Linked DNA regions of Homo sapiens: region 1 is linked to region 2. A link is a contact called in ENCODE Hi-C or POLR2A ChIA-PET data. All regions are on one chromosome and are shown on one strand. The core of a region is the stretch at or near the end of the contact, and the rest is flanking DNA. Distances in the headings are between cores, read along the strand shown. Region 1 holds the start of FKBP5 (FKBP prolyl isomerase 5). Region 2 holds the start of BRPF3-AS1 (BRPF3 antisense RNA 1).

Region 1 (6,511 bases), core at 219-2,718, 510 kb before region 2:
AGAGAAGCAGCTCCCTTTAGAGAATTACTTTATAATTCTCTAAAGTAAAAACCCTTATGGAGGAGGTGGATAGAATCCCAGACTATTAAAAATACTTAACCAAAATATGCTTTAACTTTTCCCTTGTCCACAATCTAACAAAATGGGAAGACAATGAAAATAAACACTCCTGTCTACACTCAGAGAGGCAAAGAAAGCTCCCATTCAGTAGTAAGCCTTATTCCACTGGAAAACATACTCCTGAAAAGTAAATCCAAAACCACGAGCTCAAACTGCTTCATGCAGAATTTACTGAACGGCGGCCAAACGCTGAACACACTGTCCTGAACCACACTGAAGGGTATCTACAATTCTGCATCTCCGCTTACAACTTGAAACTTACTACGCTTTCGCCACCACTGCAGAACCCGATTTTAGAGACTACGATGGTCCTGCCGGTTCGTTAATCGAAGAAAGCCACTCTGCACCCTGACGCTCGTAGTGTCTTTTTGGTAATACTGGTTTTTGACTCTTATACTGTGACCGGTGCACCTTTTTGGACGACCAATAAGGCGGAAGACGTTTTCACGTCCCAGAACAGAAGAGCATAAGGAGCCCTGGCACAGCGTTCAGCCGCTTCGGTATGGCCTGGGAGTGACGCGGATCACCTGTTAGACGGCGCTGCGCGGACTCCTCCACAAGCGGCCGACAGCGGCGATGCGGTTCCCCAACGCTTGTCCCGAGGCGGCAGGTGAAGGCGGGGACCGCCCGTCCACACCCGGAGCGCGGCCACCCCGCCACCATCCCCTTCACAGCCCCGCCAGGTGGGCGAATCCGCCCCGCGCCCGCGGCGTCCCGGCGCTCGGCTCGCCCTGGGGTCCGGTTGTCCCGGCGCCCGGACCCGAAAGCGAAGTTTGGCTCCCGCCCGCAGCGGTGCCGGCTGAGGGTCCGGCCGCCTGTCCGGGGAGAGCCGGGGGCCAGAGACCGGAGGCGGAGCGGGACCTGTCATCCCGGGCGGGAAACAAAAGCCCAGTGAGGACGGGCGGGCGCGACCCGCCTCGCCTCTGCCGGGAGAGGCCGGCGGGGGCGGAGAGCGGCGCCCGCGGTCACTAGTCTCCGCGCCTCCCGCGGGGAGCACCGGCCCCGCGGCCCCTGGGGCGCGGCGAGGGGCGCCGCAGTGGGGCCGAGGCCTCCCGCGCGCTCCCCTCGAGGCTTCCGGACCCCGCTCCCCCGCGACACGCGGCTCCTGGGCTGCGAAGCCGCGTGGGGGTGGGAGCTGAGGCAGCGAGTGCGACCGCGGCGGGACCTGGAAGGAGGGCGTTCGGCTCCCGGGGCGCCGCGGCCGGCCGCCCCATCTCCGTGGCCATGGCGCCGGTACCTGTCGCCGCGGGGGCTCGCCGACTCCGTCACTCTCCGCCTTGCCCGTGCTCCGCTAACCCTTCAGCCCGCCCAGCAGGCCGCCCGCGCGCCGGACACCGCCGCCCGAGACTGGCAGCGCCCGCGAGCCGGCCCGAATCCCCGGGGCAGCGCCCGGCGCCGTCCCGCCCCAGCCGGCCGCAGGACCCGCCTTCCATAGGGCCCCGGGGCTGTCAGTCCGCCCCCAAAAGGCGCGCGGGCTGTCGATCCGCCTGTCCGGATTGGTGGCCGCGCGCCGTCCATGCAAATGAGGCCCCGCCCCCATCATTTGCTCCTCCACCTCCCCACGCCAGCCCACGTGTCTGGCCCTTGCCCTTTGTGGGGGCCATAGAGAAGGGATGGTGGAAACTGACACCCCCTCACATCTCTTACCTCCCGAGAAATTAATGCCTAAGCAAGCTAGTTGACTTCCCATCTGTATCGTCTCTCTGAAGGCACTGCCCCTCCTATCTGTCCACAGGGCCTACCTAGAGGCCGGAGAGGGGCAGGCCAGGCTGTTTGTTAGGTCAGCTGGCCAGGTTAGCCCTAGGAAGCAACCCCATTAAGTCTAAGATGCCCAGTCGGGACTGGGGAAATCCCACCTCGAGAACCAATTTAGCAGATATCACCTCCCTCTGGACACCCAGTGACTGTAAAGACCATACTTTCTCTTGGCTTGCTACCTTTCAAGCAGGAGATCCCAGGAGATTAAAACAGGAAGAGGCCTTACGGCTGAGTTCGGCCAGGTGGGGTGGCTCACGCCTGTAATCCCAGCACTTTGGAAGGCCGAGGTGGGCGGACCACGAGGTCAAGAGATCGAGACCATCCTAGCCAACATGGTGAAACCCCGTCTCTACTAAAAATACAAAAATTAGCTGGGCTTGGTGGCGCGCGCCGTCCCAGCTACTCGGGAGGCTGAGGTAGGAGAATCGCTTGAACCTGGGAGGCAGAGGTTGTAGTGAGTCGAGATCACGCCACTGCACTCCAGCCTGGTGACAGAGCAAGACTCCATCTCAAAACAAAAACAAAAACAAAACGGCTGAGTTCTTCCGCCAACTCCGAAAGGTAGACTGCCAACCAGATGGCTACCTCTGAGTTACTCCCATAGAGATGCAGGAGCTGCACCTGGGCCTTAGGGAATCTCTAATCAACTCTCTCATTTTTAAGGAAACAGAAACCTGATGTCCCATAGCTAGTTACACGTGGGACCTAATAGTTACCTATGGAAACCTAATATCCCATAGCCAGATTAGAACTCATGTCTCCTGGCTCCAAACCTGCTCTCTTTGCACTATACTGCATTCAAACATTTATGAAGAGCCTCGTCCAGAAATCGCCATGCTGCCTTCAAGAGATGATGCCTGGGCGCCGGGCGCGGTGGCTTACGCCTGTAATCCCAGCACTTTGGGAGGCCGAGATGGGCGGATCACCTGAGGTCGGGAGTTCGAGACGAGCCTGACCAACATGGAGAAACCCCGTCTCTACTAAAAATAATTTTAAAAAATTAGCCGGGCATGGTGGCGCATGCCTGTAATCCCAGCTATTCAGGAGGCTGAGGCAGGAGAATTGCTTGAACAGAGGTTGCAGTGAGCCGAGATCGCACCATTGCACTCCAGCCTGGGCAACAAGAGCGAGACTCCATTCTAAAAAAAAAAAAAGGGTGATGATGTCTGCAGAAAAGACAAATAAAGCCAAGACTGAAACCGCCTCGAGGGCAGGGGTTCTGTCTCAGTCATTTGTCTGTCCTCAGTGCCTAGAAGCTTCCCTGTTTACCAGTTGCCGAGGGGAGTCACTGAAACAATGTATTTGTTCATTAACGCAGAAAAACAAAGTTGATCAAAATTCCTCTGCATACTAATACCAATTGATTAAGCATCTACTATGCTTAATAATAGCACATATTAGGCAGGGCACAGTGGTTCACACCTGTAATCCTAGCACTTTGGAAGACAGAGGTGGGCGGATCACCTGAGGTCGGGAGTTCGAGACCAGCCTGACCAACATGGAGAAACCCCATCTTTACTAAAAATACGAAATTAGCCAGGCATGGTGACGCATGCCTGTAATCCCAGCTACTCGGGAGGCTGAGGCAGAAGAATCGCTTGAACCCGGGAGGCGGAGGTTGCAGTGAGCCGAGATGGCACCATTGCACTCCAGCCTGGGCAACAAGAGCAAAACTCCATCTCAAAAAAAATAATAATAAATAAATAAAATAAAATAAAATAAAAATAACAGCACATATTAAGCTCTATGCTATCAGGGTATATATGTCCCAACCCTCAAGGGCTTCATTAGGAGACAGTGACATACACGTAACATGTCAGTTCTCCTCTTCATGTTACAGGGGTTGTGACAGATGTCTGCATAGGGCACAATGGAAGGCGCCAAGGAAAGAGGAATCAGCTCTTCCTACGAGAGGCAGGGAAGGCGTCATTGAAGAGGTCACCTGACAGTAGAGCTGAATCTTAGAAGATGAAGTAGGTGTTTGCCAGACAGAGGGGTGTGGACAAGGGGGAAAGGGACTCCCAGGCAGGAGGGGACAGCGTGAGCAAAAAGCATGCAGACCTGGAAAAGCCTAATAATTGAGGGAACAGTGAGGAGCAGTGTGGGCAAATCTGCAGAGGGCTGTGTGGACGTGTCACATGTCTGGGACCAGGCTCTTCCAGGAGGAAGACAGAAAGGCAGGGGAGGCTGCCAGGCTGTGTTGTAATACACCGCAGCAACAACAACAGGCCCTGTAGATACAGCTACACGGTTCTTTTTTTTTCTAGGCCAGAGTCTGTGGAGAACAGTCAGTTCCACAGTTCCGATGGCAGCCTTGCTAGCCCCACCCACTCTCCCAGAAAACCACTCTGATCACTGCACTTGCCTTCCTTGGCATTTGGAAACACATGTGCTTGCATTTTCCCTAAACATTACTGCCCTTCAGAATTCAAAGATGACATGCGCTATGGCTGCAGATACCTGGATGTGGGATGAGCAGCCCTTTCCTAAGGCACAGTACGGTTCTTTGCAGGGTCTGTACCTAAGACCAGTTCCATGGGTATGTGACCTGTGTAGTACACAGGGCCGTGTACTTAGAAGAGCCCTGTGCTGGGTCTAATGCTCTGCTGCCGCCGTCTTGAAATTCTTAGTACTTTCTCAACAAAGGGCCCTGCACTCTCATTTTTCACTGGGCCCTGCAAATTATATGGCCAGTCCTGCCTGTCACTGGTAGTGACCCTGGGCATGCTTGTGGAACTGCTCAAACCACATCTCATTTTAAAAGCACTTCGCATTCACTAGACTCATTCACATGCATTTTATCATTTGATTCTCTTTTTCTGTCTTCCTTTTTCTTTTAGAGACAAGGGCTCACTCTATTACCCAGGCTGGCCTGGAACCGCTGGGCTCAAGAGACCCTCCCACCTTGGCCTCCTAAACTGTCAAGATTGCAGGTGTGAGCCACCTTGCCCGAACTTATCATTTGATTCTCACAATGGGGTAGGCCAGTGTTACTCTTTATTTTCATTTATTACTTGAAAAAATTGAAGTTTGGCAACTTTCTCCAGGTGGCACAGCTAGGAAGTAGCAGAGCTTGTACTTGAACTCAGCCCAGGCAAGCCCTGTTCCAACTACTACCGAGCTACCTTCATCTTGGTTTCAGAATCCTTTTAAAGGCAGCTTTGTACATTAAGGTTTTTGAGAGTCAGAGTATGCCAGGCGTGGTGGTTCATGCCTATAATCCCAGCACTTTGGGAGGCTGAGGTGGGCGGATCACCTGAGGTCAGGAGTTCGAGACCAGCCTGGCCAACATGGTGAAACCCTGTCTCTACTAAAAATACAAAAATTAGCTGGGCGTGCGCCTGTAGTCCCTGCTACTTGGGAGGCTGAGGCATGAGAATTGCCTGAACCCAGACGGTGGAAGTTGCAGTGAGCCAAGATTGCACCACTGCACTCCAGCCTGGGTGACAGAGTGAGACTCTGTCTCAAAAAAAAAAAAAAAAAAGAAGAGAATACACGGTAGAGTGGATATCTGTCATTTCACGGCTGCCTATCACCTTTGAATAGTTTTTCCTCAGTTTTGAACAATTCTCAGACATTATATGTTCAAATACGATTTCTGTCCTTTTTCTTCTTTCTTTCTGGGGCTCCAGTTGAAACACATTCAACCTTCTTACTTCATCCCTTTATTCTGTATTTTCTGTCTTTTATCCTTCTATGCTTTGTCCTAATAAGTTTCTTCTATTTTCAGCTCACTCAGTCTCTTTTCAGCTAAAAAAAAAAAAAAAAAAAAAATCTCATCTTAAACCCAACCATTGAGCTCCATTTGGTTATTCTATTCTTTTTCTTTTCTCTCTCTCTTTTTTTTTTTTTTTTTGAGATGGAGCCTGGCTCTGTTGCCCAGGCTGGAGTGCAGTGGCGCGATCTCAGCTCACTGCAAGCTCCGCCTTCCAGGTTCACACCATTCTCCTGCTTCAGCCTCCCAAGTAGCTGAGACTACAGGTGCCCGCCACCACGCCCAGCTAATTTTTTTGTATTTTTAGTAGAGACGGGGTTTCACCATGTTAGCCAGGATGGTCTCAATCGCCTGACCTCCTGATCCGCCCGCCTCGGCCTCCCAAAGTGCTGGGATTACAGGTGTGAGCCACTGCGCCCGGCCAGTTATTCTACTCTTTAAGTCTAGAATTTCTATTTGGCCCTCCCTCCCTTCTTTCTTTCTTTCCTTTCTTTTTTTGAGACAGAGTCTTGCTCTGTCGCCCAGGCTGGAGTGCAGTGGCACAGTCTCAGCTCACTGCAACCTCCGCTTCCCAGGTTCAAGCAATTACCCTGCCTCAACCTCCCAAGTAGCTGGGATTACAAGGCACATGCCACCACGCCCAGCTAATTTTTTTATTTTTAGTAGGGACAGGGTTTCGCCATGTTGGCCAGGCTGGTCTTGAACTCCTGACCTCAGGTGATCCGCCCGCCTCGGCCTCCCAAAGTGCTGGGATTACAGGTGTGAGCCACTGTGCCTGGCCTCTATTTGGTTCTTTTTCAAATCTGCTATGCCACTTCATGTATTTCCCAGTACCCTGCTATAATTTTCAGGCTTGTCTTATCCATCCTTAAACATAGTATTGTTGTTTTATGGTCTATAACTGATAATTCTAATCTG
Region 2 (6,261 bases), core at 2,110-4,609:
CAGGAGATCGAGACCATCCCGGCTAAAACGGTGAAACCCCGTCTCTACTAAAAATACAAAAAATTAGCTGGGCGTAGTGGCGGGCGCCTGTAGTCCCAGCTACTTGGGAGGCTGAGGCAGGAGAATGGCTTGAACCCGGGAGGCGGAGCTTGCAGTGAGCCGAGATCCCGCCACTGCACTCCAGCCTGGGCGACAGAGCAAGACTCCGTCTCAAAAAAAAAAAAAAAAAAAAAAAAAGTATCACAATGATTCCAACCTCAAACATTCCTCCCAACTGTGGTTTCAGAATTCTTTTAGTCAAGTATCTAAGGAAGGAATATTCTATTAAAAATAATTTAACAATCAATCAAGGCCTATTTTTTTCCTTATCATCCACGTTATTAATCCAGTGGGTACTGCGTCTGACCCCTGAGAGGTTTCTTGGCCTGATAAACTAATGACAATAGTGAAGCATTAACAAAGATATCCTGAGATGCTGAAAAAAAGTATGATGGGGAAGTATGAAAGAAAGAGGTGGGGAAATGGTGATTTTTTTTTGTATTCATGTTTCTTTTAGTTTTAAATGGTAAAACCTTCTCCTATCCCAAATAAGTTGGTTTCTACTTACAGCTGGAAGGTTCTTAAAAACAACTATTTGGAATCAAAGATCCATGCCTCTGTTTGTTGAATTTAATTGCTGTATGGTTTATTGGAAAGGCCAGGGGTGGTGAATTTAAACCGTTTAAAATAGCAAACGATTAAAGTGAATTAAATTTAGTGCCTCTGAGATTTTTGATATATGTTCCAAATTTGTTTTTAATAACATAATTGTTCCATGTTACATTTAAGATTCCATCACAGGGAACTGGTTACGTGTGCAGTTATGCTTGTAGAAACCAATTCCAAATGTCAAAAATTAAAGTGAGGGCAACTGTAATGATATCATTAAAAAAGTAGAAGTTGAAAATGGAAGAGAAACACTTAGGTTGAATAAGGTCTTAATATGAAAGCTTTGAATAGAAAAACCTGAAAAAAATCACATGCATTAGGTTGACTTAAGGCCTTTTCAACAGCATTTAAATCGTTGACTTACAAGTAGAAACCAATGCATTTTCTCAAGGTATTTATTCATTCATTTTAGTGGAAAAAGATAGCTCCTGATCACGCAAATGGGAATTGTGCTAAATAAATTTTGAGAACATCCATCAAGAAATAAAAGTTACTAGTCATATGTATAAATGATTATTATATTTCATGTTTTAATAGTTTCTGTTAGTTTTCAGACTTTTTTTTTCTTAACTACAAGTACTGTAATTGCAATATTTTCTTGCCTCTGGGGCTTTCTCTTCCACAATTAATCATCTTTTTCTTCCACACCTTCCCTCCAAATGATTATTCCCCCTAGCTTCAGAACACTTGACATTAATTCATACTATTTCATCTTCACAGCTTTCAAAACATTGTCCTGCCCTTGCTTAGCTCCACGAGCCACCCCCCTTGCATTTAAAAAATTGGTTAACAGAAGCATTTTTGTACTATCTCTTTGCCAGAAGATGCTATTTACTTGGAAACAAATTAGCTTCCTTAATCAAACTTTTGAATTTGAAACTCTCTATATTTAAATTCCTTAGTATAACATCTATACTTCCAAAGTAGCAGTATGTTCACTTTAAACATTCAGAAAATTTGGATCCTAAGACTTTATCCTTCATCCTTCTGACTCTAGAATACATGTCCTTGATCATCAGAACCAAGAAAGAAATTGAGTCTCACCAGCTACACCACAAGTGCCAGCAGAGGAAACACTTTCAAACTGTCACTCACCTTCACATTTACAGGCAGCTTATCCATACGTCCTTTATAAACATCATTATGTATTGGTGCTTAAGACTTCAGTCACATGAGGTAAGCTTTCCAGTTTACAGGCAAAAGGGGGTGGCAATGGAGCCCTTTTCTTTATTTTTTTGTTTTTTTAGATCAAAACAAAAGCCAGTTTGGTCTGATGCTGCCATTTGTCAAGCATCTTTTAGAAAGCCGCCTAATGCATTAAATTAACCAAGTCAGGTTTAAAGTGTTTCCCATGCCCACAGTGACAGACGAGTTACCAGGCATGCTTAAGCAGACTGTCAAACTTTTGTTTACTCCTTTTAAACGGAAAGTCAGATTTTTTTTTTTTTTTTTTAAAAGATGTGTGGTGCGGAACAAGACGCTCACCTGTACACAACAAAGGCAGGTCTTTCCCGGCTGTCCTCACTGGGGGAGGGGATGGACAATCGCTAGACCTTTGTCCTCAGGTCCTGGGCATGGGGGTTAGGGGAGACGCGACTTTCTGGGAGTCGTGCAGGCACCTGCAGTCAAGAAACTACATATTGGTTTTGACCTCAATGACTGCCCTGGCTTAACCTTTGGAGAGGCCCTTTAGTTCGGGGAGGGGGCTTGCTGCTCCAAACCGTAGCCACGTCACCCACAAGGACTGGGGAGGAAATGACTGACCGCTCAAGAGTCAGGGACCCCTGTCTCTCCCAACTAGACCCGAACGTCCACAGCCCTCTTATCGGGCTCGCCCCGTGGCGGGCAGGGCCGTGGTGCGCAGGGATCGCGGCGGGCGCAGACCCGGTCTCTTGCTCGGTGTCCCCGCCGCGCCCGCACCGCCACCGTGAGGCCGAGCCGGGGATGGTGCCCCGTGGCGGCGGCGGCGGCGCCTCCGCGCTCCTCTCCGCACCGCCCCGGCCGCCGCCGCGCCAGGCACGGGCGGGGGGATTTTTTTCCCGTTTCCCCCTCTTTCGCGCTCTCGCTCCTGTTCAGCGGGAGAGCCCGCAGAGTCAGGGAGGGAGCGAGGGAAGGGGTGGAGGTGGCGGGGGGAGGCCGGAGGGGCGGATCCTGCCTGGGGGCTGATCCCTCCCTCCCCTCGGCCGGGCTCCGTGGCGGCAGCGGCAGCAGCGGCGGCTCCATTCCCCCTCCTCCCCCGGGAGCGGCGGCGGCGGCCGGGCCGGGGCCCCAGCGCGGGCCGGGAGGGGGCACGGCGGAGGCCACGGAGGCAGGCGCGGGAGAAGACCGCGCTCCGCTTCCCGGGCCGCGCCGACCTGCTCGGCGGCCTGCCCGCCCGCGCCCAGGGGCCCCGAACGGTGGGGCCGGGCAGGCGGCTGAGGTAATGGGGGCGGCAGCGGGGCCGGACAGAGCGGGGGCGGGGGCATCGGGGCCTTCGGGGACCAGGGACTGCACGGGGGGAAACCGGAGAAGCGGGGGGCTTTCCGAGCAGGGCGGGGGCGGTGCGAAAGCTCTCTCCTGGAGCGAGGGCGGCGGCAGGGAAGGAGAAGGCGGGTGAGCGGGGGAGCTGAGAAGCGAGGACCCCCTCCCGCAGCCGCCATCTTGTCTCCCCCCCCAGCCCTGGATTCCGAGCCGCTAAGCCCCGCCCCCGCCACGCCTTCCAATTGGCCTGGCCAGACGAGAGTCCCGCCCCTTGAGCGGCCCTAGGTCCCCTGGGTCCCTCTGACGGGCAGGTGACGCAGCCAATGGGTTCTCGCCTCTCCGCCCCGCTCATTCGCTGGCGCTCGCTTTCTCTGTCTGAGGGTCGGACTCCACGTCAGGCTGTCTCTGGTGCGCTCGCCCCTCCCCTCTGAGGAGATGTTATTTCCCTCCTTTCTTCTCCGAGGGGTCAAGATTCTTCTGGAAGAGGTGCCCCCTTAAAGGAGCAGGAGCCTTGGCTGGGGTCCTCCTTGTCTCCTGAGTATCTTGTGTGAGGTGCAGGGGATACAGTCTAATTGCAGAAGCTCCTCATTCTTCGGGGACCTGGATGGGGTGGGTGAGCGAGGGGTCAGGGGGTGCCGAGGGGAAATCTGGGGGGGCGGGGGTTGTTGGAGATATTTTGGAGGTGTGTATGTGGGAAGGGCTGTGTAGGTTGAGAAACTCCCGCCAAAAAACTCGTCTAGACTGTAAGCTCCTTGTGGGCGAAACTCTTTTCATTTCCCTCATCAGCAGTCCCTTCCCCCTCTAGAGTTTCTCCCCGGTGTCTGGAGGCGTGGGTGGGACAAAACACGTCTGTGTAGAGTCTTGCATGGTCGAGAGATGCTTGAGCAGCCGAGGAGGTGGCAGGTGGGGAAGGAGAAGATGGAGCGGCTTTCATGAAAGTGGGCGCCGCACCGCCTGTCTGCGCTGTTTGGGGTCGGTGTGGAGGCAGATGTTCTCACCTCTTCTAGGGCCTCGGTGCCTTTGGAGGGGTGGGTGATGAAGCAGGTCTGTTGGCCCTGTCTGCCCCCAGGGACTTGGCATTTGTAAGGAATCCAGTAGCCAAGGGCCTCTGGAACCCGGACAGAATTGCTGCGATGATTCTGTTTCCTTTGGCTCCAAATGGGGTGTGTGCCAGCCCGCCTGGCACTGCTCCTCAGCCAAATTGGTTTTTTGTTTGTTTCAGTCACACTTTGGGATTGGAAGGCCTTTCAAGTAAAGATGTTAATAATACCTTATTAACAAGTAGCACCTAGAGAGCTAGATTGTGTTACCCTCATTTTACTGATGGAGTATGGAGGCATAGAGAGCTTAAGGGACTTTCTCTAGGTCACAGAGGGCCAAGATTAGAACCTAGATTGCCCCAGAGCCTCGTTTTGTACCAGACCATAGCACCTCTGTGGTGTTCTTAATTCCCACTGAGAGGAATTGAGCATCGGAAGACCTGGGTTCAAATTGTAGCGTTATCACTTACTAGCTTTACGTTGAGTGACATCTTTCTGAGCTTCTGTGTAGATGATAATAGCTACACCATCTCCTAAGGTAGTTGTGAGAAATATTAAAAGTAAGAGGGCTTTGTAGTTTGGAAAAAGTGCTTTTATTATCACCGTCTCTACTTTATATAGATGGTAGACCCTGCAACCAAGGCGATGAATTGTTTTTCTCTTTGAAATCTTCTCTTTGTTCATATCCTTCCAAGTCTGCCCACACCATGGGGCCCTGTATCCCCAAAGGTCTCTCCTGGTGGTGACAGCCTTGGTAACTGCCTACCGCAGCTCCTTATGAGCTTGTCATCCAGAGAATGATGGGGGAAACTAGGACTTTCTCTTGGCTGTACAAGGATAGACTAGATATGAGTGTTCTGGGAGAGACTTTTGAGGTAACAGAATGCATTGAGAGTTTACCTCAGATACTGCCCAGATCATCTTGGCCTTCGGTCGAATGAAGGTCCTAGACAGGCCACTATAACTTCAGAGATCTCTTGGAGCCACTCTCAGAGCTTCTAGGGTTTGTTTCTGCCTGGAAATGTACTAGTTGGTGTATCCTGGATCAGGGGTTCCCAACCCCCAGGCCGCAGACTGTGGCCTGTTAAGAACCAGGCCATACAGCAAGAGGTGAGTGGCGGGCAAGCGAGCATTACCACCTGAGCTCTGCCTCCTGTCAGATCAGCGGCTGCTTTGGATTCTCATAGGAGCGCGAACCCTACTGTGAACTGCGCATGTGAGGGATCTAGGTTGCATGCTCCTTATGAGAATCTGACTAATGCCTGATGATCTGAGGTGGAACAGTGTTCACCACCCACCCTCATCTGTGGAAAAATTGTCTTCCACGAAACCAGTCCCTGGTGCCAAAAAGGCTGGGGACTGCTGTCCTGGATGGTGTCTTTTGTAGGGAATACCCTGCATACTGTAGTTTGAAGCCCTTAGACCATGTATCATAGATATTTCAGATGCCTTCACCCCTTCACCTCTAGGCAGGGTCAAGGAGTAGGGTTTCTGATCGTGGTAAGAGGTATTGGGAGAAGACTCTAGTGACTTTTGATCCTCTGATGGGGCCCATTGTTCACGTACAGAGCTTGACAGTGGATGCTTTTCTTGTTTTCTTTTCTAAACCGTTAACTACATGTGTTTTCCATAGTTAGCTGTCGCCCAGCTTTATGTACATCATTAGAACATTAGATCTTTCCCCATGTTACACTGTAATAATCTGTTTACTTTTCTGTCTTTTGAGTTAGACAGGGCTCCTTGAGGGCAGGGATCATGTGTGTTTGATTTCTTCTTTCATTCAACTAATACTTATTGAGTGGTTACTTAGGAGCTAAGCACTGCTCCAGGAACTGGGGATGCAGCAGTGAACAAGACAAACAAAAATTCTTCCCCTCATGGAGCTTATATTCTAGTGGAAGGAAGGAAACAATAAACATAGTAGTAGGTAAATTATGTAGCATGGTATAAGATGATGAATGTTAAAGGGAAAAATAAAGCAGAATGAAAGGTAGATTGCTGGTGGAGGAAAAGGATTTGCAATTTTAGATAAAGTGGTCAGAGAAGGTCTCAC

What was found. Hi-C counts contacts between places; a loop is a spot of excess contacts on that map. ChIA-PET counts read pairs that join two places held with the same protein, here RNA polymerase II (POLR2A). Pooled maps may share reads with other maps.
Region 1: a map of ascending aorta shows a loop between it and region 2 (5-fold over the local background). The contact joins the promoter of FKBP5 here to the promoter of BRPF3-AS1 in region 2. A Hi-C loop is called at or near these places in 1 of 168 maps with a recorded cell type or tissue (ascending aorta) and 13 of 50 pooled maps. POLR2A ChIA-PET finds 5 or more read pairs at or near these places in 1 of 52 experiments (MCF 10A).

The regions. Positions count from the first base shown.
Region 1 is chr6:35,687,447-35,693,957 of GRCh38, forward strand. FKBP5 (FKBP prolyl isomerase 5) reads right to left here and starts at 1,469. Exons shown (of 11, transcript NM_004117.4): 1 at 1,358-1,469. RefSeq lists enhancers at 409-478, 499-588 and a silencer at 849-1,698.
Region 2 is chr6:36,193,844-36,200,104 of GRCh38, forward strand. BRPF3-AS1 (BRPF3 antisense RNA 1) reads right to left here and starts at 3,360. Exons shown (of 3, transcript NR_187147.1): 1 at 2,194-3,360. It overlaps BRPF3 (bromodomain and PHD finger containing 3), which reads left to right and starts at 2,901. Exons shown (of 13, transcript NM_015695.3): 1 at 2,901-3,127. RefSeq lists a silencer at 2,516-3,255 and an enhancer at 3,606-3,655.